Regions from separate parts of the Homo sapiens genome. Here region 2 is linked to region 1. Evidence: chromatin contacts called from ENCODE Hi-C or POLR2A ChIA-PET data. All regions are on one chromosome and are shown on one strand. The core of a region is the stretch at or near the end of the contact, and the rest is flanking DNA. Distances in the headings are between cores, read along the strand shown. Region 1 overlaps LOC105370008 (a long non-coding RNA gene). Region 2 has its middle 61 kb from the start of MIR4472-2.

Evidence for each region. Hi-C counts contacts between places; a loop is a spot of excess contacts on that map. ChIA-PET counts read pairs that join two places held with the same protein, here RNA polymerase II (POLR2A).
Region 2: a map of Caco-2 shows a loop between it and region 1 (7-fold over the local background). The contact joins two enhancer-like sites. A Hi-C loop is called at or near these places in 1 of 168 maps with a recorded cell type or tissue (Caco-2). POLR2A ChIA-PET finds 5 or more read pairs at or near these places in 2 of 52 experiments (H1 and activated CD4-positive, alpha-beta T cell).

The regions. Positions count from the first base shown.
Region 1 is chr12:116,500,224-116,507,062 of GRCh38, forward strand. LOC105370008 (a long non-coding RNA gene) reads right to left here. Exons shown (of 3, transcript XR_945395.3): 2 at 6,575-6,690; 3 at 4,786-4,909. Among named protein-coding and RNA genes, the nearest start is that of LINC02457, 12 kb to the right of the region's middle. Within about 2 kb of position 3,053, at least 4 of the 41 ENCODE cell types and tissues checked have a DNase peak (open chromatin) inside an H3K27ac peak, as active enhancers do.
Region 2 is chr12:116,363,539-116,370,377 of GRCh38, forward strand. No RefSeq gene overlaps it. Among named protein-coding and RNA genes, the nearest start is that of MIR4472-2, 61 kb to the right of the region's middle. RefSeq lists an enhancer at 5,378-5,879. Within about 2 kb of position 5,098, at least 5 of the 41 ENCODE cell types and tissues checked have a DNase peak (open chromatin) inside an H3K27ac peak, as active enhancers do.

The sequences.
Region 1 (6,839 bases), core at 1,803-4,302:
AACAATACCACCTTTTGGCAAAAAAGACATTAAAATGTCAAGGTTAAAGTGTGGATTTAGGAGTCGGATGGACATAGTTTGAACCCCAACTCTGCTGCTTGCCAGTTTGGGTGGCTGCTTGGGAATCATTTCCTCATCTTTAAATTGGACATAATGTCTTCCACCTGATGGAGTTCTTGGAGGATTAAATACAGGTGAAACACCTAGCACAGAGTATTAGGTTGGTGCAAAAGTAATTGCGGTTTTTGCCATTTAAAAGTAATAATTGGGCCAGGTGCGGTGGCTCATGCCTGTAATCCCAGCACTTTGGGAGGCTGAGGTCGGTGGATTGCCTGAGCTCCGGAGTTCAAGACCAGCCTGGCCAACATGGTGAAACCCTGTCTCTACTAAAAATACAAAAAATTTGCCGGGCGTGATGGCGCACGCCTGTAGTCCCAGCTACTAGGGAGGCTGAGGCAGGAGAATTACTTGAACCTGGGAAGTGGAGGTTGCAGTGAGTCGAGATCACACCACCAGACTCCATCCTGGGTGACAGAGCAAGACGCCATCAAAAAAAAAAAAAAAAGTAATAATTGGGCCAGGCATGGTGGCTGACACCTGTAATTCCAGCATTTTGGGAGGCCAAGGTAGGTGGATCACTTGAGGTCAGGAATTCAAGACCAGCCTGGCCAACATGGCAAAACCCTATCTTTACCAAAAATACAAAAATTAGCCAGATGTGGTGTTGGGTGCCTGTACTCCCAGCCGTTTAGGAGGCTGAGGCAGGAGGATTGCTTGAACCCAGGAAGCAGAGGTCGCAGTGAGCCAAGATCGCACCACTGCACTCCAGCCTAGGTGACAGAGTGAGACCATGTCTCAAAAAAAACAAAAACAAAAACAAAAATCATAAGTAATAACTGTTCAGTAAGTGATTGTTCTTTTTAAAAATCATGGTGTATGCCAGGCAAGATGGCACATAACTATTGTCCCAGCTACTCAGGAGGCTGAGGCAGAAATATAGCTTGAGCTCAAGACTTTGAGTTTAGCCTGGGCAATATAGAGGGACTGTCTCTTAATAAATAAAAGGTATAAAATACCTCATAAAATTTACATTTTAACCATTTTAAGTGTATAGTTCAAGTGGTTTTTCATACATTCAAATTGTTGTGTCCATAAGTATTTTTATCAATACTGCTATATTATGTCACAAGTCTTTTTTTGTTTGTTTGTTTTTCAAAAGAGGGTCTCACTTTTTCACCCAAGCTGGAGTGCAGTAGCATGATCATAGCTCACTGCAGCCTCAAACTCCTGGGATCAAGTGATCCTCCTGTTTCAGCCTCCCAAGTAGCCAGGAATACAGGTGTTCACCACCATGCCCAGCTAATTTTATTTTTTTGTAATTTTTTGTAGAGATGGGTTCTTGCTATGTTGCCCAGGCTTGTCTTGAACTCCTTGCTTCAAACCATCCTCCCACCTCAGCCTCCCAAAGGGCTGGGATTACAGGCTTGAGCCACCACACCCAGCTAATTTTATTTTTTGTATTTTTTTTTTTTTTGGTAGAGAATGGGTCTTGCTATATTGCCCAGGCTGGTTCTGAACTCCTTGCTTCAAACCATCCTCCCACCTCAGCTTCCCAAATTGTTGTGATTACAGGTGTGAGCCACCATGCCTGGCCTGTGTCAAATGTCTTAATAGTGTGGATTTTGCTAGAGACAGGACATGCTATTCTGAACCGGTCATGGACTTGCCTAGGTCTCTGCTTTCTCTAGTTCATTTCATCCTCTCAAGAATCCTGGGAGGTTTTCTCATTTCCATTTCTATTGGAGAGCTCTAACGATGTGCCCGAGGGCACTTGGCAGCAAGTGGCAGAGCTGAGACCAGCCCCCAGACCCACGGATCTGTCCACTACCTATCAATAACCACTTGCTGAATTGTGATGAACCCAGTCTGACCAAATCGCTTCTCTGAGGTTCTGACTTTGACACTGGGAGGGGCGTAGCTAAAATGAGAAAAGAGGCAGCCCCATTCCAGGACAGGTGAATGACATGGGAGCTCTGGCATCCTCAGCCCAGACAGCAGCACAGGGCAGGGGCTGAGAGAGCCTTGTCGAGCTGCTGATGTCTTTATGCAGCCAGGACTGACTCCACGGTAGCAGGCCCAGCATGCATCACCCCTGTGACAAATGATAAAGATCTCATTCGGCATACGAGATCCACTTGAGGAACTGAATGGAGACAATTGAAAAGCGCTCCACACCGGCCACTGAAGCTGAAGCCCGCAGAGCCGGATGATGTAAGGTCTTCTGTGTGGATTTGCTGATTCTGGAGATTTTAACTATTTGGGCTTTATTAGTCTCTGGGCCTCCTCGTGGGGAACTGAAGTGCTGGAACTCGGGGAAGACCTGACTTGTCAAGTCCATAGTATCAGAGCATTCAGACAGGCTGAGTGTCTGATTTCGGCCAATCAAGTTTCATTTTGAAGACTAACTATGATGGATTACGATGGCTTTCTAATTCCTCACTGCCTCCCTGGGAAACTTTTTTTTTTTTTTTTTTTTTTTTTGAGATGGACTTTCACTCTGTCCCCGAAGCTGGAGTGCGGTGGCACGATCTTGGCTCACTGCAACCTCTGCAGTTCAAGCGATTGTCCTGCCTCAGCCTCCCCAGTCACTGGGATTACAGGCATGCACCACCACGCTTGGATAATTCTTGTATTTTTGGTAGAGATGGGATTTTGCCATGTTGGCCAGGCTGGTCTCGAACTCCTGACCTTAGATGATCCACCCGCCTCAGCCTCCCAGAATGCTGGGATTGTAGGCGTGAGCCACCACGCCTCCTGGGAAACTCCTAAAGGGGCCCCTCTTCCGTATTTCCTTGTCCACAGGAACAAATATTTGCCCTTGCAATTAGATCCCTCCTACTGCCACCATTGCTGTATTTCAGCAATTCATGAGAGCCTGACAAATGCTAGTTAACCAGCTTACTGCAGTACAACTGACCCCTTGAGCGTGTGAGTGAATGTGACAAGTGGCTGGTGACATGCTCAAGTCACTCATTTGTGTCGCCAAGTTTAGCCATTTGACTGTGTGCTTCTAAGTTAAAGAGTGTCACCTCAGGTGATTCCAGTTCAAAGCGCCTTGGGAAACAATCATGAAATTAGCTGATAAATGTGATAGTCATGGTGTACACAGGGCGTGGGACGCTGGATAAAACCTAAAGAGACCTGACCCACTGCCCTCTAGGTGCTTAGCCTCTGACCACACCAAGCTAGCGACATTCCAATCTCTCATAAAAAGCATTTCAAAATGAAAGAGACTGGGCAAATAAATCGTGGTACATGCACGGAATGCGATGGCCTTCAGGCATTGAAAAGAAAGAAGTACGTTTCCCATACTACGGGGATTTGCTCACCTAACTTCCCACCTGTACACTTCTTTTTTTTTTTTTTTTTTTGAGACAGAGTCTCACTCTGTTGCCCAGGCTGGAGTGCACTGAATGGATCTCAGCTCACTGCAGCCTCCACCTCCTGGGCTCAAGCGACTCTCCTGCCTCAGCCTCCCAAGTAGCTGGGATTACAGGCACACGCCACCAAGGCCAACTAATTTTTATATTTTTAGTAGAGACGGGGTTTCACCATGTTGACCAGGCTGATCTTGAACTCCTGACCTCAAGTGATCTGCCCGCCTGGACCTCCCAAAATGCTGGGATTACAGGCGTGAGCCACCTCGCCCAGCCCCACCTGTATACTTTTGCATATGCTGTTCCCTCCATCTGAACACTTTTCCATCTGTCTCAATCCCCAAGAACATGCATTTGGCATACAGTAGATGTTTAACAGATGAGCCAGCTCTCACAGCTTTTCCCTCCTCAGGGGTTCACAAAGCAGGCCAGTTATCCTATGCCCAAGGGATGGGTCTGTGGTTTATGGGGTCAGCTGGGAGTAGGAAGAGAGATTGATCTGGGCATATTTGAAAGAAGAGATCCGCAGTGTATAGTTAAGTGAAAAAAGTAGGTTACAAGCAGTGTATATCTTATGACCCACTTTTTGGTAAAAAGAAAATCCCTTATTTACATGTTTGTTTATGCATAAAAACGTCTGGCAGGGTCCACACCACATTAACGTTGATTACCTCTAGGGATGGTGGAGTTGAAGCATGAAGAGAGAAACTTTTGGCTTTCTATTTTCTACTTTCTAAAGTGTTTTTTTTCTTATTTTTAACAATGGGCATTGTATTAATTTTGTAATTAAAAATCTAATAAAGATTTTTTAATGTGCTTGGGGGAATAGAATAGCTATACTTCCAAAATATTTGCAGTTGGACTTTGTTGCAGATGTACCAAGCTGCTCTGTTAGTTATCATGTTGGGTGTGTGTATTTTATTTTATTCTTTTAAGAGATGAGGTCTTGCTCTGTTGCCCAGGCTGGAATGCAGTGGAGTGATCATAGCTCACTGCAGCCTTGACCTCCTGGGGTCAAGCAATCCTCCCGCCTCAGCCTGCCGACTAGCTGGGACTATAGGGACACACCACCACGCTTGGCAATTTTAACCATACCTGGCCATTTTAACCTTGTCCAGCTAATTTTTTTTTTTAATGTAGTGGCAGGGTCTGTGTTTTATTCTTTCGACCAGACTGTGGACTCCACAAGGGCAGGAACTGGGTCTAATGACGATATCAATAACACTAGCCCCAACACTAACTCCACGATTTGCTGAATGCTAAACATGCTGCATGCATCTCTGAGTATAATTTCACTTGCCTGTAAGTCTTCAGATACCCTATGATGCTCTGGACAGCCATAAGGACATAAATGTGAAGATTTTTTATTGAAAAGTGCAACTGGCAATGCTCTAGAGAAATAGATACAATTGCAACTCTCTCATTCAACCACGAAAGCTTTTCTCCACGAACAGGACTTTAACATGTCCCACCTAAGGGAAGAAGACAGTAGGATTAATGCAGAGGGCAGGTTCCACCTCCCAACCAATTTGGAACTCTAAAGGGCTGAGTTCGGAACACACTTGGTCATGTTTCCCGAAGTGTGTACTGTCATGCCTGCCTGCACAGTGTTCTATGAAAGCATTCCATGCATAATTCTATTTGGAAAATGCTTTTTGCTACTGATCCTCTTGGAGATTCCCATGCCTGTGAACACATTAAAGGCTCTGAAAAGTCCTGCTGTAAAGAAGCAGGTTTGACTTGGTTGATCCCTCCCAAATTTCCCCAGTTCATTTGTTCACAGAGCCTATGATCTCATGAACAATTCTGAACATGTTCCTGTAATATGCATTGGAAAATGCTGCCCTGGAATGTTCTCAGCCAGCTGCCACCAAGAAATGTCTGATTCCATTTGGAGACAGATCAGGCTTGAAATTGTCAGAAACTGATATTCCAAGTTTCCTTCACTCTGGTTGTATCCAAAAGATGACAAAGATGGGTTTGTAGCATGGATGGAAGCAGCACATCCTATTTCCCAACTGCTGAGAGAACACACCACGCTAATCCTTGGTGCTTTCCGAAAGAGATGATGTCATCACTGTTTAGCACCATGTGCAAAGTGCCAGGAAAATAACATGGGATCTGGGGTCAGACATACCTGAGTTCAGATACCAGTTCTACCATGGACTCACTGTGTGACCTTGGGTAGGTCACTGTACCTCTCTGAGCCTTAAAAATGGGAATTAAAGGCCGGGCTTGGTGGCTCATGCCTGTAATCCCAGCACTTTGGGAGACAGAGGTGGGCAGCTCACTTGAGACCAGGAGTTTGAGACTGGCCTGGCCAACATGGTGAAACCCCGTCTCTACTAAAAAATTAAAAAAATTAGCCTGGCATGGTGGTGCAGCCTGTAGTCCCAGCTACTCCGGAGGCTGAGACAGGAGAATCGCTTGAACCCCGGTGGCGGAGGTTGCAGTGAGCTGAGATGGCGCCACTGCACTCCAGCCTGGCAACAGAGCAAGCCTCTGTCTCAAAAAAAAAAAAAAAAAAAAAAAAAAAAAAAAAGAGGGGGATTAAAATGCCTCCCTTGAAGACTTGTTTGAGGAGCGGACATACTATACAGGGGATGCTTGAGGAGAGTTGCTACAGTATTCCTTCCAAGTTATTTACTCCTACTGAGGTAGGAGGCGGAATTCGACTCCAGAGGTGGGGTTGGGACACGGGAACAGACTGAGGACTAGTTAAAGCAGGGCCGGCAAAAGCAGCTTTCTATCAGACGCGCCCACCGGTGTGCCACGTCAATTTACCATTGCCATGGCAACACCTGGGCGTTACCGCCCCTTTCCATGGCAACGACCCAATGATTACTACCCCTTCCCGAGAAGTTTCTGCATGAACCGCCCCTTAATCTGCATGCAATTTAAAGTAGGTATAAATACGACTGCAAAACTGCCCTGAGCTGCTACTCTCTGTCTATGGGGTAGCCCTGCTCTGCGGGAGCGGTCACGGAGCTGTAACACGGCCTCTTCAATAAAGCCGTTTTCCTTCTACCTCTGGCTTGCCCTTGAATTCTTTCCTGGGCAAAGCCAAGAACCCAGGCGCTAAGCTGCACTTTGGGGCTCGCCTGCCTGGCATCACTACTGCTGCTCGGCTCACCCACCTTGGAATGGTGGAGGTCTCTCTTTGCTTCTCTCAGTTTCTATCCCCCCAAAGACTAGGAGTGCTCTTTGGCCCAGGAAGTACGTGGTCTGTGGAGTTGTAAGACTTCCAAGGACACTACAGGGAAAGAGGGCAGATGTAAAATAAAATTCGTCTGATACAGCAAAAGTCTGAATTGTAAAATCTTGGAAAGAAATGCCATCTCAAAACTTTTCGAATTGTTAACAATAAAACCAAGGCACCATCAGTCTATGAGAATCTTGTAA
Region 2 (6,839 bases), core at 3,848-6,347, 130 kb before region 1:
AATTTCTGTGTCTTTTGTAGAGACAGGATTTTGCCATGTTGCCCAGGCTGGTCTCGAACTCCAGGGCTTAAGTGATCTGCCTGCCTCAACCTCCCAAAGTGCTGAGAATACAGGTGTGAGTCACCACACTTTGTTTTTTTGTTTGTTTGTTTGTTTTGAGACGGAGTCTTGCTCTGTCGCCCAGGCGGGAGTGCAGTGGTGTGAACTCAGCTCACTGCAAGCTCTGCCTCCCGGGTTCACACCATTCTGTCTCAGCCTCCCGAGTAGCTGGGACTACAGGTGCCCACCACCATGCCTGGCTAATTTTTGTATTTTTAGTAGAGATGGGGTTTCACTGTATTAGCCAGGATGGTTTCGATCTCCTGACCTCATGATCTGCCTGCCTCGGCCTCCCAAAGTGCTGGGATTTACAGGCGTGAGCCATTGTGCCCTACCCCACAATTTGCATTTTCTGCATTTTTTTTTTTTTTTTTTTGAGACAGAGAGTCTCACTCTGTCACCCAGGCTGGAGTGCAGTGGCATGACCTTGATCTTGGCTCACTGCAACCTCCACCTCCCGAGTTCAAGCAATTCTCCCGCCTCAGCCTCCTGAGTAGCTGGGATTACAGGTGTGTGCCACCACACCTGACTAATTTTTGTATTTTTAGTAGAGATGGGGTTTCACCATGTTGTCCCGGCTGGTCTCGAACTCCTGACTTCAAGTGATCTGCCTGCCTCAGCCTTCCAAAGTGCTGTGATTACAGCCATGAGCCACTGCACCCGGCCAAAAAAAAATTATTAATGAGACATTTTACATTCTTTTTTTTTTTTTTGGACGAAGTCTTTGAAATCTCTGTGTAAGTATAGAGCATCCCAATTGAGGTGCTAAATTTTTATCAGAAATACTTGATCTGTATTTAGATCTCATAAAATTTATGGTTGAATAAGTTCGAGTATAATTTGCATACCCAAGGTGCTCCAAGCAAAGTTTTCCAATAACTGAATGCAGTATTAGTTTTTTTAGCTTAAATATAAAGGTAAATAAAATTAAAAATTCAGTTACACGGTCACACTTGCCACATTTCAGTGCCCAATAGCCATATCTGGCCATTGTGTTAAGCAGGGTGGTAGAAAGGACGCCTGTGAGGTAGAGGATTCCAGGTGAGACTTTAGGGGTTGATATTTAGTGTGGAGAAAATACATGTCAAAACACATGGACAAAAAGAGGCAAATTCTGCGGTTGTCTACCCAATATCTGTAACCCCTTTTCCTTAGCAACTCAATTTAGATTTTTGTTAGGAGTAGCAATAGATCAAATTAAAAAAAAGAAAGAAAGAAAGAAAGAAAAACTACATTTGTGAGCTCCCTTTACAGATAGTGTTCCTAAGTCATATCTTATTAATAGTCACTGGGAAGGCTGGACACAGTGGCTCACGCCTGTAATCCCAGCACTTTGGGAGGCCAAAGGGGGACGGATTACATGAGTTCAGGAGTTCTAAACCAGCCTGGCCAACATGATGAAACCCCATCTCTAGTAAAAATATAAAAATTAGCCAGGCGTGGTGGTGGGCTCCTGTAATCCCAGCTACTTGGGAGGCTGAGGCAGGAGAATTGCTTGAACCTGGGAGGTGGAGGTTGCAGTGAGTTGAGAGGGTGTCATTGCACTCAGCCTGGGCGACGGAGTGAGACTCAAAAAACAAACAAACAAACAAAAAAACTAAGTGGGAAGTAGTTGGGTGGAGCTTCCAGGAAATCTCTTTAAAGAATGGGGCTGACTCACCTGAGATACCCTTCTGCCCTCCCTTCTTCCTCCTTCTTTGTGCCTGGAATGAAGACATGATGGCTGGAGTTGCAGTAGTAATTGTGTGACCTTGATCACTGAAACCATGCTCTAAGGATATCAGAGAGGAAAGACAGAATGAACATGGGATATTGATGATCTGGGGGACATGTCAACCTGGACTTTTTTTTTTTTTAAAAAAAGATTTCTTTTTTAAGAAAAGAAATCTTTACCTTGTTTAAACCACTGTTATTTCAGTTCCCTGTTACTAGAAGTCAAGCACAATTCCTAACTGATACAAAAGTGTGCAAGTGTCAAAAAAGAAGTGAATAGTTTGGTGTGACTTGTGTATTTGATAAACCATCCTAGGAAAAGCATTTGTTTATTATTTACTTAATGAATACTGCTTGCAGGACTTGTAAAGTATAATGTATGTAATCACCACCGCTTTTACGTTTTATAGATAAGGAAACTGAGACAGAAGTGAAGCAATTTGGTCAAGGTCCCAAAGCTAACAAGTAGTGAATGTGGCTGGGCGTGGTGGCTCATGCCTATAGTCCCAGCTGAGGCATTTTGGGAGGCTGAGGCAGGTGGATCACATGAGGTCAGGAGTTCAAGATCAGCCTGGCCAACATGGTAAAACTCCGTCTTTACTAAAAATACAAAAATTATCCGGGCGTGGTGGCACACAACCATAGTCCCAGCTACTCGGGAGGCTAAAGCAAGAGAATCGCTTGAACCTGCAAGGCAGAGGTTGCAGTGAGCTGAGATCGTGCTACTACACTCCAGCTTGGGCAACAGAGCAAGACTGTCTCAAAAACAAAACAAAACAAAAAACCCAAGTAGTGAATGTAGGCTTCCAGTCCAGGCAGTTTGACCAAAGGGCCGCTGTCTTATGTAGAAGTCAAGGAATTACGGCTGAATAATGTGAAGGAATTCGAACTGGGTTCAGACACGTGAACCGTGGCCTGGATGTCCCAATCTCACTTGCCTGGTGTCCTCGGGCCCCTGTGGGTCTCCGAACACCAACTTCAGCTCATCTACTTGGGTGTGCCACACCAGTGGTACACCAGTGTGACTGCACCAGTGTGACTGCAATTGTGTGTGTGCCATTGTGTGTCACACCAATGCGACTGCACTCTAGACTCTGGGCCATTCTCCTGGGATTTGCCTCCAAGCCCCTCCCCCTTCATGATATGCTAACTGGCTTTGTAGAGGTGGCCTGTTGGCGGCACACTGTATTCTGCACATGCTGGAATCGGTGCCAGCTCTCCTGTTTCCCCGCAAGCTGTTTGGTCCAGCAGGGAGCTTCCTTGTTTTTGCTCTAAGTGCAGTGGCTTTCCCGAGGGCGCCCGCAGCAGAAAGGACTGGAGTCGGTCTGTCTGGGCTATTGTTCAGCTGGTAGGCATCCGTATGCCATGCTGGGCATTCATAGCTGGCGTCTATTCTGATTGGCCAGTGGCCATGCTGTGCTGGTTATTAAAGAGTTTTAATATAACCCCAGCCTGAGTTATAAACTATGTGTCTTAGCATTTATATGATCATGGGCAAACCACTTCACTTCTTAGTTTTAATGTACTCATCTATAAAATGGGAATATAATACATCCAGGGGTTACGAAGAAGGCAAAATCAGACCACGTCTGCAAAGGACTTAGCAGTGCACCTAGCTCCCTGACCGTGCTTGGTAGCTGGTAGGAACTATTATTTTGCTAGTGACGTCTTGGATCTCAAGTGTGGGCAGGTCAGAGCTCTTGCTTCCTGGGTTGACAGTGAAGGGTGAGGAACAGCCTTGACATTGAAAAACCGCAGGCTATTAGCTCTAAACTTCTGCCTGGTATAATGGAAGGAACATCGGTCTTGGATTTAGGTATTCTGGGGTCTGGTTCTAGCTTAGGTTGCTGATGTGGGACAGTCCCTTGGGAGCTGTGAGTGAGAGGATGTGGGACAAAGTCCCATGAGGTCAGGTAGGCTGTGCAAATGGAAGAAACTGAGCAACTGGGGACTCGGGATTCCGATACTAGGAGAAGGCAGAGGTAGTGGGCATGGGGCCTGGGGATGGGAAACATTCTCTTTTAGAGACAGTGTCTTGCTCTGTGGCCCAGGCTAGAGTGCAGTGGCACCATCACGGCTCACTGCAGCCTCAAGCTCCTAAGCTCAAGCGAAAGCCCAGCCAATTTTTTATTTTTTATTTTTTGTAGAGATGGGGTTTCACTATGTTGTTCAGGCTGGTCTTGAACTCCTGGGGTCAAGTGATCCTCCCACCTCAGCCTCCCAAAATACTGGGATTACAGGAGTGAGCCACTGAGCCCAGCCAAAGGGTCTTCTTTTTTTTTTTTTTGAGATGGAGTCTTGCTCTGTTGCCCAGGCAGGAGTGCAGTGGCGCAATCTTGGCTCACTGCAACCTCTGCTTCCCAGGCTCAAGCAATTATCCTGCCTCAGCCTCCCCAGTAGCTGGGACCACAGATGACTGTCACCACACCCAGCTAATTTTGTATTATTAGTAGAGATGGGGTTTCACCATGTTGGCCAGGCTGGTCTCAAACTCCTGACCTTGTAGTGATCCACCCACCTGAGCCTCCCAAAGTGCTGGGATTACAGGCATGAGCCACCGCACCCGGCCCCAAAGGATCCTCTCTTAAAGTAGGACGGTTCTGGCAGCCTGGGGTGGCTCCTGACAACTTTGTGAAGCGGAGGGAGATAGAAATAAACATCTATTAAGTTCCTACTATGAGCCAAACTCTATGTGTTATCTTAATTTTTATAAAGGAGTTCAAGGAAGATTTTTTTTTTTTTTTTGATACGGAGTCTTGCTCTGTCGCCAGGCTAGAGTATAGTGGCGTGATCTCGGCTCACTGCAACCTCCACCTCCTGGGTTCAAGCAGTTCTCCTGTCTCAGCCTCCCAAGTAGCTGGGACTACAGGTGCGTACCACCAAGCCCAGCTAATTTTTGTACTTTTAGTAGAGATGAGGTTTCACCATGTTGGCCAGGATGGTCTTGATCTCTTGACCTTGTGATCCACCCGCCTCGGCCTCCCAAAGTGCTGATTGTATCCCCATTTTATAGAGGAGGAGATTGAGGCCTGGAGACAGAAGTGATTTGGGCAAGGGCCGCATTGCTGGGAGGCAGCAGAGGAGCCAGAATTCAAACGCAAGCCTGACTGTCCATGGGAGTATCTTTTTAGTTTCTTGAAAAATACCAATGTTGGCCCCTCAGGGCTTCCTCCTGCCTCTGCTGTGCCTCTGCCTGACATTTCCTCTGCATCCTCCAAGTGCTTCCCAGGCTGGCTTCTTCTTGCCCTGCTGGTCTCTGTTTAAACATCGCCCTTTGAGGAGGCCTTTCCTGACCCCTCCTCCCCCCGCCGCATCTACCAGCGTAATTCTGGCTCTTTGAGTGGTTTACTGCGTCACAAGTCACAATCACTTATTAACTTTTTGTTTGCTTCTTTTATCTAGACGAGGGCTTTAATTTCAAGGAGCTCACATTCAAATGGAGCAGAAAGGCACTGAACCCAGAAACAAATAATTCTCTAGGATGGTGGTAAGTAGTAAGAAGAAAATAAAACAAGGCAACAGGAGAGAAAGTGATGGAGGGGAAGCAGAATGTAGACGGGCTGATCCAGGAAGGCTTCTCTAGGAGGTGATGTTTTTTGATGAGATCTGAGAGTTGAGGAGAAAGTTGTTTGAAAATCCAGGGAAATGGCAGGGCATGGTAGCTCACTCTGTAATCCCAGCACTTTGGGAGGCTGAGGCGGGCTGATCACTTGAGGTCAGGAGTTCAAGACCAGCCTGGCCAACATGGTGAAACACTATCTCTACTAAAAATACAAAAAATTAGGCCGGGCGCAGTGTCTCACGCCTGTAATCCCAGCACTTTGGGAGGCCAAGGCAGGCAGATCACGAGGTCAGGAGATCGAGACCATCCTGGCTAACACGGTGAAACCCTGTCTCTACTAAAAATACAAAAAAAATTAGCCAGGCGTGGTGGCGGGTGCCAGTAGTCCTAGCTACTCGGGAGGCTGAGGCAAGAGAATGGCGTGAACCCAGGAGGCGGAGCTTGCAGTGAGCTGAGATCGCGCCACTGCACTCCAGCCTGGGCGACAGAGCTAGACTCCGTCTCAAAAAAAAAAATTAGCCGGGCGTGGTGGTGGGCACCTGTAATCGCAACTACTTGGGAGGCAGAGGCAGGAAAATTGCTTGAACCTGGAAGGTAGAAGTTGCAGCAAGCCAAGCTTGCACCACTGCACTCCAGCCTGGACGACAGAGTGAAACTGTGTCAAAAAAAAAAAAAAAAAAAAAAAAGGCCGGGAGCGGTGGCTTATGCCTGTAACTCCAACATTTTGGGAGGTTGAGGCGAGTGGATCACCTGAGGTCAGGAGTTCGAGACCAGCCTGACCCATATGATAAAACCCCTTCTCTGCTAAAAATACAAAAATTAGCCGGGCATGGTGGCGGGCGCCTGTAACCCCAGCTACTCTGGAGGCTGAGACAGGAGAATCGCTTGAACCTGGGAGGCGGAGGTTGCAGTCAGCTGAGATCGCACCATTGTGCTCCAGCCTGTGCAACAAGAGCGAAACTGCATCTCAAAAAAAAAGAAAGAAAGAAAATCCAGAGAAAAGGTATTCCAGGCAGATGGAACAGCCTGTGGAAAGGCCCTGGGGTGCAAATGAGTTTTGTGTGTTCAAGAGACAGAAAGAAAGGCAAGTGGCTGGAGCTTGATGGCCTGGGGGAGGGTGGCAGGAGATGAGACAAGGCCAGAGGCCACGTCACATAAGGCCTTAGAGGCTGAGATAAGGAGTTGGTTCGTTGCTTATGGTTTGTCTCCTAATTAAACTGTGAGCTCCATGAGGGCAGGGACCTAGTCTGTCTTATTCACCACTGGGTTCCTAGACGCTAGCCCAGTGCTTGGCACATGGCAGGCACTCAACTGAGCCAATAAATTCATGTGTCAGCACACTGCCTTCTACAATCTTGCTACATTCCCCATGTGGTTTTTGAGCATTTCTCATGCCTGGCCTTCCTGTCTTCCCCTTGGCGTCTCATTCATTCCAAGCCCTAGTTCTGAGAATGCATCCTAACCC